Linked DNA regions of Homo sapiens: region 1 is linked to region 2. Evidence: read pairs that join two places in POLR2A ChIA-PET (ENCODE). Cell type or tissue: MCF 10A. All regions are shown on one strand. Links, peaks and the distances in the headings refer to the core of each region. The heading gives the core; the rest is flanking DNA.

Region 1 (7,729 bases), core at 1,488-6,487, 670 kb before region 2:
GGGAGCTGGCTCTGTTTTTGATGAGCTCAAGGTCTCTTCCAGCTCTGTGATGATGGCTCAAAGGCCAGAGCTTCTGATCCCAGCCCAGCCATTGCTCAATGTGAGTCAGCTGAACTCTCTAGACTTTGCCTAGTCTATCTGGATCAATGAAATAATCAGAGAAAAAAAAATCAAAATCATTGTATCTTAGGCTTGGAAGCAACCTTACAGGTTATCCCTAATTAAGGAAGCTGGCTGTTGTCTGTCTCCATCCAACCCCTCTGGCTTCGCCAGACCCGTCACTTAGCTGGGACCCCGTGGCCATACAGTATTGTCTTCTCTCAGCAGGCAGATGCTGGGTATGGTGACTCAGGCCTCTGTCCAAGAGTTGGGACAAGTGTCTAATGCAGAATTTTCTTCATGTAGAATTAGACACTGTAAATCTTAAAAGGACATTGTTACCCAGGTTGACATGGGACATGTGAGAGGAAGAATAGGCCAGGCGCAGTAGCTCACACCTGTAATCCCAGCACTTTGGGAGGCCAATGTGGGCGGATCACGAGGTCAGGAGTTCAAGACCAGGCTGGCCAACATGGTGAAACCCCATCTCTACTAAAAATACAAAAATTAGCTGGGCGTGGTGTTGTGTGCCTATAATCCCAGCTACTCGGGAGGCTGAGGCAGGAGAATCACTTGAACCAGGGAGTCAGAGGTTGCAGTGAGCCAAGATCGCGCCATTGCACTCTAGCCTGGTGACAGAGCGAGATGCTGTCTCAAAAAAAGAAAAAAAAAAGAATAATGTATTGGAAACAAGAATGAAGCAGGTAGCTACTGTTCTTAGGCACCTAGTATGTGCTACACAATTTATATCTATGTTAACATTTAGTCCTCACAACCACCAAGGAGGCTCTCTCCAATTTACAAATGAGGAAACTGAGGTCCGGTAATCCCAAGTAGTATCCCTCGAGTTGCACAATTGGTGATTGGCAGATTTGGGATGCCAGACACTTTGGAGTGACCCTGACCTCTCTTCTCTTTCCACATACAACCCTGCACCCCACACCCATCTCTCAGTCGTGCTCAAGAGTCTTTTCCTGTCAGGCGCAGTGGCGCATGCCTGCAATCCCAGCACTTTTGGAGGATTGCCTGTAATCCCAGCCAAAGTAGGAGAACCGCTTGAGCCCAGGAGCTTGAGACCAGCCTGGACAGCATAGTGAGACCCTGTCTCTGCAAAAACAACAAAAAAAGTTGGCTGGGTGTGGTGGTGTGCACCTGTTAGTCTCAGTTGCTTAGGAGGCTGAGGTGGGAGTATTGCTCGAGCCCAGGACGTCAGGGCTGCAGTGAGCCATGATTGTGCCACCTCATTCTAGCCTGGGTGACAGAGCGAGATCTTATGTCAAAAAAAAGTATTTTCCAGTTTCCTACTAAGTAAGGGAATTGAGAGCACATGTCAAATCATATATCACATCAGATCACGTATCAGTAGTTAGTTGGGTAAATTTATGATTAAACAATGCAACTATCTTTTAGTCCTGCAGATTGAGTTATTTTTACCTCCTTCTTTTGTTGTCTACATACATTCCTCAGTTGTGTAACTCTTCTGTTCATTTGGGCTGGTTGGGTTCTACCAGGCCATGGAAATCAAGGTCACGTGTCCTGACCAGGCAAGCTGAGTGAGCAGCAGCCCTTACCTGAGGTTGGCTTGACAAGGTTTATTTGGTTCTGCTGCATATCACACTTGTCTCACATCTGTCTTTGGAGCCTCTTGAAGCACAGGGGCATCCCAGAGGACCCCCGACTGCAGCCCAGAGAGAAAAAAGACCTGCTCCAGCCAGCGGCAAAGCTGGCACCTAAGGCCGAGGTCCCTGACTCCCGTGTGCATGTTTCAATGTTTCTTTCCTATATGTATGATGTAGTTCTACCTATGGCTAGTGCTGCCTTCAAGAGCAGGGTTGGAGGCCTTAGCCATCTCCTCTTAATCTCCATCAGCATCCCATGCCCGCCAACACACACACACTTCCTTCTTTGTCATGAGCATCTGGCGTTTTCTCAGTTCAGGTAAAGTCCTGTGAAAACACAACAATCCAGGTCCCCAAGCCTGCCCCTTCCCAAGTAAATGAAGCCCCTGTGTCCCTCCTAGGTGGAAATTCTGGGATCATCTGCACATATGCCTATCTCTTCCATGAGACTCTCCACTCCCTCCCAGGGGTAGGAAATAGACCTGTTCTTTCTCTCTGATATCCCTAAAAGTGTAATGAGGGTTCTTCACACTTGCAATGAATATTTGTCACTGTGCCTGCTGCTGCAGTGGCCAGCTGTGCTTGGTCCCAACTAAGAAGGCTTGTGCTTGTCTGTTTGGAAGTAGGTATTCCTTGCATTTCATCTGTAATGTAGGCAAGCAGTTGAAAGAGAAGACAGATTTTAATTTTTAATGGCTCATGTCACTTTGCTGCTCTATATATCACAGACTCCCACCTTAGACTGTGGGTTCCTCAAGCACCTTAGACTGTGGGTTCCTCAAGCAAAGCAATCACGTATCAGGCATGTAGTTGCTACCCAGTAAGTGGTTGCCAGGTAAACGACTGAGCATCTGAATACTGCTCCTTATAGCACCTAATAAAAGGGGAACACACCTTATCTGAAAAGGTGACTCGGCAGTCAGGTGTACTGTCACTTAACAGGGAGTCATCACACGATGCTTTTTACTGCAGAAAGAGATAAAACAAATGGATCTGCCACACAATGTAAAACATGAGGGCAATCATTGCGCACCTCCATGCCTTCTGCCTGTCACATGTTAGTGACTTAAAGATACACTTACAGGAAACGATAGTATATACTTCCGAATTGCAGTGGGTTATCTGCTCAGCTGCTCTTCTCTGGGGCCAGTACAACCTCCCCTGCACTTCTGATGCACACACCCCTAGATAGTTCCAGGTGGTCATGTTCATGCTGTGACCTGCCCAGATTCCTCTCCCAGGAATTGGGAATTTTGGACACAGAAGCACAAGGAAAGGGAGCTGTCTGGGGAGGCAGGCCCATTATGGCAGCCTCCTGGAGGGAAGCCCACCACCACTGCTACTGCGCACCCAAGATCAGCCACAGCAACTGCCCATTCTAGGCCAGCACAACACAGGAAAACACGACATGGAAATACATAGACTCTAGTAAAACACACACACACACACACACACACACACACACACACACAGATGGAATCAGAAAGCTTGCTAGTCCTCAAAAATAAAGATGTAAAATTTGGAAGTGAGTTACTTTTTCTCTGTTGCTCTCCTCACTTCTGTGGTATCATCACGGCTTGTATTTTACTGAATATTTCCGACATTTCTAGAAACCTATGGAGGGCAAGAATGTGTCTTATTCACCTTTGTGCATCTCACTGGCCTAGCCCACCCCTCACCTCCACAGGCACTCGATGGACACTGATGTAGCTGAATTAAGTTTGATTGACTAGGACAAAAATAATGAATTCGCATGTTTCTAGGGTAAACAATATTAAAACTATGCTCAAATTTAATCATTTATCCTTCTTTCTATCCAGATATTATTTAGGAAACAGGCAGCCATTAGGTAAGTGCCTGTGCTTTTTTAAAAAGGGGGGAAACAGAGATGAAAGGGAAACTCCTGTGGCACATTTCCCATTTCTTGTCCCCAGCTCCTGTGCCTTTGCCTCTCTTTAGCGCCCTTTCTCTGCCCTCGGCCTCCCTCACCACTTCATGGCCCCAACTGCAGGGCTGTGTGCTGTCGGGGGCCCCACCGCAGACACCGCGAGTTGTGTCTTACTATGCAGTTTGGACAGGGCACAGAGGGCAACTGGGCGCTGCCATTCTGGACACCTCACCGAGTAGACTCTTGCCAGAGCCCAGCTGCCTTTCTGAGCTTTAGAACCAAAGAAAGACATGGCTGAGGGAAGAGCCACGAACCAGGAGTGGTCAGAAACGGGTCACCAAGAAGGTCCCCAAGATGGTGAGCTTGGGGGAACGACAGAGCAACCCTAAGGAGTCCTTTGGCCACTGTTTAAGACTGAGTAGCCTCCCCGTTGGAAGGGCTTTTTATTTTTTTATTTGATTTATATTTTATTTTATTTTATTTTTGAGACATAGTCTCACTCTGTCACCCAGGCTGGAGTGCAGTAGTGTGATCTCAGCTCACTGCAACCTCCACCTCCCAGGTTCAAGCAACTCTCCTGCCTCAGCCCCCTAAGTAGCTGGTATTACAGGCTCATGCCACCAAGCCCAGCTAATTTTTTGTATTTTTAGTAGAAACGGGGATTTGCCATGTTGGCCAGGCTGGTCTCAAACTCCTGACCTCAAGTGATCCACCCACCTCAGCCTCCCAAAGGGCTGGTATTACAGGCATAAGCCACCGCACCCAACCGGAAAGAGCTTTTTATAGTGATTTACTGATCAGTGAATTTGTCACCTAAAAACACTCCAGAGGTGTGGGTGATGGTTTTGGTGAGATGGGGAGAGGTTCTGAGTCAAGAGCGGCAGTCTTATGCTTAGAGCAGTCAGGGCTGTTACTCCAGCGCCAGGTGTCCCCTGGCCACACCCTCCTGTCCTGCCCTCTCGGCTGCCTCACCCCAGAAGGCAGCTGTGTGGTGCTGACTGAGATGCGGCTGTGGATGCAGCTGAAGGCTGCCAACATTCAAATGCCTTCCCTGCTGGCTGCTCAGAAAGTGCCGGACAAAGGAGAGGGAGATGATACAGACACATTTCTTAGAAATCTGTAAACCTGTATTTGCCTGTGTGCTACACTAAATATTGTATACAATGAAGGGGGCCTTGCACTTTGAGGGGATTCCTCTCATGTTTCAGAATGTTAATGATAAGAAAATGTATTCTTACATTATTTTTCTATGCCTGTACTATATCTTGGAAAGTAAGCAATTGAGGTGATTTTTTTATACTGCAGACCCATTAAAAATAATTGAAATATATCTTTTGATTATTTTCTTCTGCTTATTTTTATTTATTTATTTATTTTTGAGACAAGATCTTGCTCTTTTACCCAGGCTGGAGTGCAGTGGTGCAATCTCGGTTTACTGCAGCCTTGATCTCCTGGGCTCAAGCAATCCTCCTGCCTCAGCCTCCTGAGGAGCTGGATTACAGGAGTGCACCACCACATCTGGCTAATTTTTCTTTTCTTTCTTTCTCTCTTTTTTTTTTTTTTGTAGGGACGGGGTCTCAGTATGCTGCTCAAGCTGGTCTCGTACTCCTAGGCTCAAGAGATCTCCCTTCCTTGGCCTCCCAAAGTGCTGGGATTACAGGCACGAACCACTGCACTGGGCCTATTTTCTTGACTGTGAGTAATACATGTACCATTTAGAAAGAATCACCTTATTAATATTGCTATAGACCTTCTTACTTATGTACCTTTACATGAAAATATATTGTGTTAAAAATAATTAGATCATACCATAACCATAATGTTTTGAAACTTTATTTTACTAAAAAATATATCATGAATGTAGTTCAATGACAGTCAACAGATGTACATCATCATCATCAATCTTAATATTACATAGTTTTCTATTTTATGGAGTAGTATAATTTGATCAGTTTCTATTTTAAGACTTTAGATGGTTTCTAATTTTTGTCTTAATAAACCACATTTGATAAATATATTTTTATAATACCTCTGCTTTCTTGTCTGATCACTGTTTTAGGAAAATTTCTTAGAAGTATAATCTTTACATGATTTTTCACTCATAGCCACTCTTTCATCTAGAAAAACTCTACCAATTTATACTCCACCCCACCCCCAACAGGAATGGCATAAAAGTCTATTTAAAATAATTTTAAATTTGTTTTTATTAAATATTAAATACATACAAATAATATTTCTAATGTGAAGGACGTAAAGAATACACAGATATTTATCTGTGAACCCACCATCTAGCTTCAGAGCTAGAATATCACCAGTCTCCTAGAAGCCCCCCTGTGCCTTCTCTGACCCCATCCCTGCACTCCTCCTCCTCAGAAGAAGAATCCACTTTCCTAAACTGTGTCTCTACCAGTTCCTTGCTTTTAGTTAGTTTTACCACATATGCTTGTATCCTTTAACAATATGTGCCTTAGTTCTGCATATTTTTCCTTTATAGAAATTAAATTGTACTTATGTATTCTTTTATAACTTGCTTTAAAAAATTTGTAAATGAAGTATGTCACACATTCAAATGCCTTCCCTGCTGGCAGCTCAGAAAGTGCTGGACAAAGGAGAAGGAGATGATACCAGACCCATTTCTTAGAAATCTGTAAACCTGTATTTGCCTGCGTGCTACACTAAATATTGTATACAATGAAGGGGGCCTTGCATTTTGAGGGGCTTCCTCTCATGTTTCAGAATGTTAATGATAAGAAAATGTATTCTTACATTATTTTTCTATGCCTCTAATATATCTTGGAAAGTAAGCAATTGAGGTGATTTTTCTTATACTGCAGACCTATTAAAAATAATTGAAATATATCTTTTGATTATTTTCGTTTAATTTTTTTAGAGAAGTGCATGTATATTAAGTTCAGCGTGGTGCATTTTCTGAGGGAGCACATGCCTAGATCAAGACACAAAACATTACTAGCACCCCAGAAACCCTTTTGACTCCCTCCCAGTTACTGTCTTTGTCTGAAAGGAACCACTATTCTGACTTCTAACACCATACAATTTATACAAATGGAATTAGAGTGACTGACTTCACACGCTCAACTTTATGTTCATGCCTCTTGCTATATGTAGCTACAATTCACTCATTTTTACCACTGTATAGTGTTCTATTATACAAATATATAATTTATATATCTATGTATCTATTGATGGATATTTGGGTTTCTTCCAGCATTTGCTCTTATAAACAGGGGTGTTCTAAGCATTCTCCTATGTGTCTTCTTATGCCCAGGTGCAAAGGTTTCTTTAGGAGAAACTAGGAATGGAACTGCAGGGTCATAGAATATAGTTATTGTTTGCTTTAGAACACGAACTCACCACTTACCACTCAATGTCATACATGAACTCACCACTTACCACTAAAAAAAAATTGGCCAATCTAATAGGTAAAAATTAAATTCATTGCTTAAATTTGCATTTTTAAATTATATTTATTTCACTATTACTTTTTTTTTTTTTTTAACTCCTGGACTTAAGCAATTCCTCCCATCTCAGCCTCCCGAGTAGCTGGGACTACAGGCAGGCCCACTGCTCATAGCTACATTATTACATTTTTTTTTTTAGCTGTTCATTGGTCATTTTTATTTTTTCTTTTGTGGATTCTTTGTGTTCTCAATTTCCCATGCTAGTTGCTGATCTTTTTCTTAATGATTTGTAAATGCCTTTATATATTAAGGATATTACTCTGATATCTATTATGAATGCTGCAAATATATTCCCTATAATTTATTCTATCTTAGAGTTTGGCTTATGATACTTTTTGCCATTTAATGTTTTATTTCTTTCCCCTGGGATGTGCAAACTCCAGAGAAATGGGGTCAGTGCTCCCCCATTTCAAGTTTTAAATTAAAATTTTTGTCCAATTAGTGCCATCATTCTTTTTTTCTTACAGGCTCTGCCCTTTCTGCTGTTGGAAGCAGGTTTAAACATGCTTTTCTACTCCAGGATGACGCATTTGTTAAGGTGACTTTTTATTTTTCATATTTACTGAGTAACTGGTTTTCCCAAGTTGCTGTCCAGAGATAGCAGTGGCTGGGTCAGGGTGTGACCTGCTATGCAGACTTTAGAA
Region 2 (7,729 bases), core at 1,538-6,537:
TGCCCAGGGTGGAGTGCAATGGAGCGATCTCGGATCACTGCAACCTCCGCCGGGTGGGAGTATTTTAAAGCAAATCATAGGCATCGCAGAGTATGTTTCTAACAGATAAGGACTTCTTTTAAAATTGCGGTACAAAGTACATAACATAAAATGTTCTATTTTAACCATTTGCAAGTGTACAATTCAGTGGCATTAAGTACCTTCACACTGTGTGCAACCATCACCACCATCTGTCTCCAGAACATTTGCATCATAAACTGAAACTCTGTACCCATTAAACAATAACTCCTCATTTCTCCCTCAACCTAGCCCCTAGTAACCACTATTCTACTTTCTGTCTCTGAATTTGACCATTCCAGACACTTCATCTAAGTGAAATCATACAGCATTTTTAAAAATCTGGTTTATTTCACTCATGTTTTCAACGTTCATCTAAGTATTTTATTCCTTTTAAAGACTGATAAGGGCTTTTAAGATAATAATCACAACATATCTAAAAAATTTAATAATAATTTTCTAATATCATCGAATTAGCTAATCTATGTTCACGTTTCCAAAAGTATGTCTTTAAATGTCATTTTACAGTTAGACAGAATCAGGATCCTAACAAGGTCCACACATTATATTTGGTTGATATGTCTCTTAAGTCTATTTTAACCTACCATATTCTTTCTCCTTATTTTTCATGCTATTTATTTGTTGAAGAAATGAGTTAATTTGTCCTGTAGAATTTCCCTCATTCTGGATTTGGCTGATTACATCCTCAGCATTGTTTAACCATTTCCTCTATCCTCTGAATTTCACAAAAACAAATGGTCAGATCTAGGGGCCGGATTGCATTCAGGTTCAACTACTTTGGTGGGCTGTGTGCTTTCTATTACATCACAGCAAGAGGCCCTTGTATCTGATGGTCTCACTTCTTGAGATAGTAAAACAGATCTGTGGGTTTGGGTGCTGCCAGCCCGATACATCCATTGATAACATGGCATTTAAAGATAAGTGTTCTTGGTAAGAGTGGCAATTCCTCAGGGTTCTAGAACTAGAAATACCATTTGACCCAGCCATCCCATTACTGGGTATATACCCAAAGGAATATAAATCATGCTGCTATAAAGACACATGCACATGTATGTTTATTGTGGCACTATTCACAATAGCAAAGACTTGGAACCAACCCAAATGTCCAACAGTGATAGACTGGATTAAGAAAATGTGGCCCATATACACCATGGAATACTATGCAGCCATAAAAAAATGAAGAGTTCATGTCCTTTGTAGGGACATGGATGAAACTGCAAACCATCATTCTCAGCAAACTATCACAAGGATGAAAAACCAAACACCGCATGTTCTCACTCATAGGTGGGAATTGAACAGTGAGAACACATGGACACAGGAAGGGGAACATCACACACCGGAGACTGTTGTGGGGTGGGGGGAGGGGGTAGGGATAGCATTAGGAGATATACCTAATGCTAAATGACGAGTTAATGGGTGCAGCACATCAACATGGTACATGTATACATATGTAGCAAAACTGCACATTGTGCACATGTACCCTAAAACTTAAAGTATAAAAAAAAAAAGTGTTCTTGGGTGTGGTGGCTCATACCTGTAACCATAGCACTTTGAGAGGCTGAAGTGGGAGGGTGGCTTGAGCCCAGGCATTCAAGACCAGCCTGGGCACCAAAGTGAGATCATCTGTACTAAAAAAAAGAAAATTAAAAAATTAGCCAGGCATGGTGGCATGTGCCTGTAGTCCCAGCTATTTGGGAGGCTGAGGCTAGAGGATCACTTGAGCCCAGGGGATCAAGGCTGCAGTGAGCTATGATTGCCCTAATGCACTCCAGCCTGGATGATAGAGAGAGACCCTGTCTCTTTAAAAAAAAAAAAAAAAAAAAAAAAAGTGTTCTTAAGACTTTGTAAATGATTGTAAGCATACCTATGTGTCTGTGTCTCTATTTATATCAGTCACCATTCTTAGCCCTAGGGCTGTCTTTATTTTTCTGTAGATCTTTAAAACTCCCCAAAGTCCCTGTTCAATCTGTGATGTTGAGTAGCCACTCCTGGAATTCTTGAGCTCTCAGATTTCATGTAAGATAGCACCCTATTTCCAATTAGTCCTTGAGTTGCCTGCACATGGGTGCTCACTCAGAGTCACACACATCCACCTGGAAGGAATCATCACCCACCTGCCTTGGTAGCCTGTTCCAATGTCTAAGCACTCCCAGAGCATAAGTCTTCCCTCTGTCTGGTCTAGCCCTCCCTGTGAAGTTAAATTCTGTTTCCTCCAGTTCGGGGCTCGGTGGAGCTGACGAGCAGCTGGCCAGCAGCCCCTGCAGATGAGGCCTGGGGAAATGATGCATGAGGCTAAGACACATTCCAGGTAGTCTACATGCTTCATGAATTTAATGGAAGACTGGCAAGGACTAGAATATGTTTTATTGCAACTTTCTAGCTGGGATTCATTATTTTTCTTTTAAAATTAAATACAAATAACTTATTTCTAAAAAGTAAATATTCAGAGACTATGAATGAAACAAACAAACAAAAAAGAAAACAAAAAACCTAACAATTTTCCAGAGTTGGCATTGTGCTTATTTTGTGCCTTTATAGATGAACAGAGTCCTACTGGTGTCAGATTTAAAAAGTCACTCTACCTCTTAAACATTTTGCCTTATTAGGGTGGAAGGGTCAAAGAGCAAGGAGGGAGAAGACAGAGCAGAGACACAGGGCAGAAGAGTCTCAGATGAGGGTGGCAGGGGTACAAGAGAGCCTGGGTCTATAGACAGAAACAGAGCATGTTGCTGAAACTGCCCAGACTCTTTATTTCAATCTCCAGTCTGTAAAATGGAGATGAAGCGCCCCGCCTGATCCCTTTTTAGGGTTGTGGGAGATGCAGAGGAGCTAATGGGTGTGAATGTGCTTTGTGGGCTGAAGCTACTGGGCCCCTTACAGGCCTACAGGTCAGGGGAAAGAAGAGAGTGTTGCCAGCACCTGTGAGCAGAATTAACCCATTGGCTGATTGCCTGGCCACCTGGACTTAGCATGTATTGAACTGAATACATGTGCAGGGGCTCACAGCCATTCCGATTCTAAAGACTGGTTAAGTTTCACAACAAAAACTGAGGATAATTGCAGGGTTGTCAATTATTGTTTTGCCATCTACTATTACAGTTATATTTATTTAAAAAGTAAAAGGATATTTTAATAATATCTCAACCACTGAGGATGGTAAGATGAGCAAAATAGGATACCCACTCCCAAGGAGTTCATAAAACTGTAGGGAAACACATGTATAAAAATATGTATATAAAGACCAAATAGATGTGTAGCCCCTAGGACTCTTTGGCTCGTTAGAAAAAACAGTACAAAATGGCTTAACAAAAAGTGGAGATTTGCCGGTTCATATAGCTGAAAACTCTGCAGAAAGTGTGGCTGCCACCCAGCTTGATATAGAGCCTCTTGGCTCTAACCTTTTTCTCCAGTTGCCCATGGCAACCTCAGCAGCCCCAGGCTACAGCCCCCTGCCTTCAAGTCCAGCTAGTGAGCTGCCTCCAGCAGCCCCAGCCCGGTGCTCCCGCAGCTCAGTGGCTCTACATGGATCCTGAGCCCCTTCCTGGACCAACCACAGTGGTCCCTGGCCTGGTTTGCTCTGACTGGTCACCCAATGCACAGGGACCGGAAATGTGCGGGGAGTGGCTTTCTCGGACGAAAACTGGGAAACCATTACTCGAATTGGGATGGATAGATGCTGAATGGCCAAGAAACAAAAATATCCTCTAAGAACTATGGGAACACAGAAAAGGTGCGTCCACGGCTAGCCTCATAAGCCGGATGACCTGTTCAGTCCCACCCTTAACAAGTTTCACATTGGCTTAATGCTCTGCTGTCACTGACTCAACATTCTTAATAATTTCTGAACAAGGGGCTCCACATTTGCGTTTGGTAATAGGCCCCACTAATTACATGGCTAGTCCTAGAGGTGACTAACATTATATTACCTACACAAGGAAGTGACTTTGAAACTGGATTTTGAAAGATATAATGAAACAGCAGTTTTGTAAATGGAAAGGTTTGGGTGGCAGGAGGAGGAGGAAATTCCATCATAGGCAAGAATGTTAGACGTGAGAGGCTTGATGAGAAAATGAAACCACTAGCGCCTCAAGTGGTTGGGGCTTAAAGTGACTGTGGGGTGTGGCCCCAGTGGAGTGGGAACAAAATATTCCTTCGATGAATTAATATTCCTTCAATGAATTAATAAACACAAGTGAAGTGAAATTTAACATGAGAAAAAATAGTTTATATTTTTTAAACCTCCATGATTCCAAATGGCCGTTACAAGATAACTCCTATTTTCCACCTCACTTTTCTACTGCACACTAAGGCTAACTTTCCCCTGTGTAACATAAGTGCCTACTGATCTTTATCACTAGCGTGTTAGCAAGGTTAGCATTCCACTTCTGTGATTTCACCATCCAAATATTTATGAATCAGAGAGATGTTTCTAAGAACATGTTTTCCAATTGTTTACTTTATAACAATAATAGTGTGCTTTAATTACAAAGATGACGTTTTACAACCTAAATAGAACAAGCCTCAGTTGTGTGGGAGTTCATTGCTTTGGTGATAAAAGAGAAACACAGACAGTGACTCAGGTGGAACATTCGTTTCATTTTCACTTTGTGTTTCCTTTGGTTCTACATGTCAGGACATGTAACAGAGCCAAGGCAGAAGAGTGCTGTGGGGGGTGTGAAAGTTAAAGCTAAGGCTCTATATGCCAGAAAGAAAGGACAATGTCCCCTCTCACCCACTGGCTCCCCTTTCAAGGCCAATGCCAAGGGGGAAAAAGAAGGTGGCTTCCCTCTGGCACATGAATGGTGAGCTAGTTAACAGTCAGTGTTTTGTTCCCAAATTCTTTAAAGGAATGCTGAAGAGATAACACTGGTTCTTCTGAATTGAGAATCTCTTTGAATTCCCACTGCTGTCTTATTTCCATTTAAATTAAGCTTAAGAGGAGAAATTAATGTTGGGGTATCTGCTAAGTGCCCAGTGTGGAGCCTCTTTCTGTCTTGTTCATTCTTGGATGTCCAGCTCTTGAACAATGCCAGGCATACAGTAGGCACTCAATACATACACGAGGAATGAGTGTATGAATTTATTCCTCACAGCACTTTTATGTGAGGAAGATGCGGGGGCAATCTTCAGATAAGAAAATAGACATTAAGTGTTGGAAATTGAGAGAAAGAGGTGGTTTGTCCAGCAAGGCATGTCCAACACAGACAGAGACAATATGGGGCCTCCTCGGTGACTCACTTTTATGTGACTAGGTATGTGTCTCTTCTGTAGAAACTTGGTCAATAGGGAATGACGACAAGAAAAAAGGGGCCCTTAGAAAATAATATCACCATCATGATCATCATCTTCATCATCGACTGTAGACACAGCGCTTATAATCACAAAATTGAAGAACTGTAAGGAATTTCAGAATTTATAATAATAGAAGCTCCCATTTACTAATGTGTTGTTATATTCTGGGTACTGAGTTACATCTATTTATCTATCTATCTATCTATCTATCTATCTATCATCTATCTCTCTATCTAGCTAGCTATCCATCCATTCATCTATCTAGCAATCATCTATCTTTTCACCCCCTGCCCCATATCAACCCTGCAAGGTGGGTCGTATTAGCTTTATGTTCAATGTTCCAGGCCAGTAAGTGGCAGAGGTTGAGACTCTTGCTGCCTTCTGGAGCCCTTCCCTTAGCACAGCCTCCTTGACTAACACAGGAGGAATTTGACCCTCAGAGAGGGACCTCAGGTTTCTCAGCTAGTGCAGAACCAGAACTTGAACCTTGGCCCGAGTGTTGTTTCCACTTACCACAGTGTTCTCAGTGTAGATGAGTACACTTTGGATTTCTTTCCGTTTCGCTTATATAAGTCACTATGAGGTTTAGCAGGACAAAAACTGAGCTTATTGAAGATTAATTCATCATTCCATCTCCTACCTTAGAAACAATTTTATTCTTTCCTGGATTCCATCTCAGCCCCTGGCACATGGTAGGCATTCAAGGAGTGCTTGATACATAATTAAGCCAGGATTTGATTTGGATGGAATCTCAGTCTTAGGTACCCCTTAATGGCAGGACTGGAAAAAAGTAGGCAAATACACTCTTCGAAAGACACACAGTAATATTAGTTTTTGCCTTCATGAAAGTTTATACTTTCATCTTTTAAGAATTAACACATCCGCACTATAGAACAATGGGATAATTCAGAAATATATAAGTAGAAGAGAAAAAAAGTTACCCACCCATACTTCCAACAACTAAATACTTTTAATATTTTATGGAAATTTCTTTATTTCCCTTATTCTACGTATTTTGTTGTTTATTTATAGCTTTTATTGAGTTATGATTGTTCTGTGTTGATATATATCTTACTTTTTAAAATTTATTTATTTTTAACTTTTATGGGTACATAGTAAGTGTGTATGTTTATGGGGTACATGAGATACTTTGATACAGGCATGCAAGATGGAATAATCACATCTTGGGAAATGGGGTATCCATCCCCTTAAGCATTTATCCTTTGTATCTCAATCCAATTATACTCTTCTAGTTATTTCTAAATGTACAAGCAAATTATTTTGACTACAGTCACCTTGCGGTGCTATCAATAGTAGGTCTTATTCATTCTAACTATTTTTTTGTAACCCATTAACCATCCTCACCTTCCCCCACCCCCATTACCCTTCCCAGCCTCTGGTAACCATCCTTCTACTCTTTGTGTCCATGGGTTCAATTGTTTTATTTGTAGATCCTGCAAATACGTGAGAACATATGATGTTTGTCTTTCTGTGCCTGGCTTATTTCACCTAACATAAAGACCTTCAGTTTCATCCATGTTGTTGCAAATGACAGTATCTCATTCTTTTTTATAACTGAATAGTACTCCACTGTGTATAAGTACCACATTTTCTCTATGCATTCATCTGTTGATGGACACTTAGGTTGCCTCCAAATCTTGGCTACTGTGAACAGAGCTGCAACAAACATGGGAGTGCAGATATCTCCTTGATATACTCATTTCCTTTCTTTTGGGTATATACTCAGCAGTAGGATTGCTGGATCATATGGTAGCTCTACTTTTGGTTTTTTGAGGAGCCTCCAAACTGTTTTCCATAATGGCTGTACTAATTTACATTCTCACCAACAGTGTACGAGGGTTAACTTTTCTGCACATCCTCACCAGCATTTGTTATTGTCTGTCTTTTGGATAAAACCATTTTAACTGGGGTGAGATGATATGTATCTTGCATTTAAAACCCACATTATCTCTACAGCATTCCCTAAGTTGTAATCTCTTTGTGAATATCTTTTAAAATAGTGGCATAGCACTGAAAAAAGACTTGTTTAAATAAGTGTCTAGTTTGTCAGTTCTCAACTATGTCAGGCTGAGGATCATTGGCTTTTCCTGGTTCTTGAGGGACCATTTCTGGTCTTCATTAATCACTTTATCAGAAAGCTAGCTGGAATAAATATTGTTATCCAAAGCCTGAGGGAAAGCATAAATTACAGCTGTGAACCAGTGAGGTAGATTTTCATGGTACTTGGTAATTATCCGTAAATTTCCAATAATCCACACTGACTCCTACATTATGCCTTAGGCCCCAACCTGGCTCTTCTTCCTCCCTCTCTCTCCTCTCTCCTCTGAGTCTTTCCATT

Evidence for each region. Peaks named below come from ENCODE experiments on the same cell type or tissue, not always from the same donor. Only the 100,000 strongest peaks of a DNase experiment are listed, where the experiment ranks them.
Region 1: POLR2A ChIA-PET joins it to region 2 with 7 read pairs; 4 of 35 experiments call an interaction of 5 or more read pairs at or near these places.

The regions. Positions count from the first base shown.
Region 1 is chr1:211,920,711-211,928,439 of GRCh38, forward strand. No RefSeq gene overlaps it. Among named protein-coding and RNA genes, the nearest start is that of LPGAT1-AS1, 94 kb to the left of the region's middle. RefSeq lists an enhancer at 7,632-7,729. In MCF 10A, for the core only: no CTCF peak of the experiment used is centred there; a DNase peak (open chromatin) is centred at 4,571.
Region 2 is chr1:212,591,863-212,599,591 of GRCh38, forward strand. It overlaps a transcript of ATF3 not described here. Among named protein-coding and RNA genes, the nearest start is that of ATF3, 13 kb to the right of the region's middle. RefSeq lists enhancers at 4,021-5,220, 4,382-4,861, 4,485-4,779. In MCF 10A, for the core only: a CTCF peak has its summit at 4,175; DNase peaks (open chromatin) are centred at 4,169 and 4,649.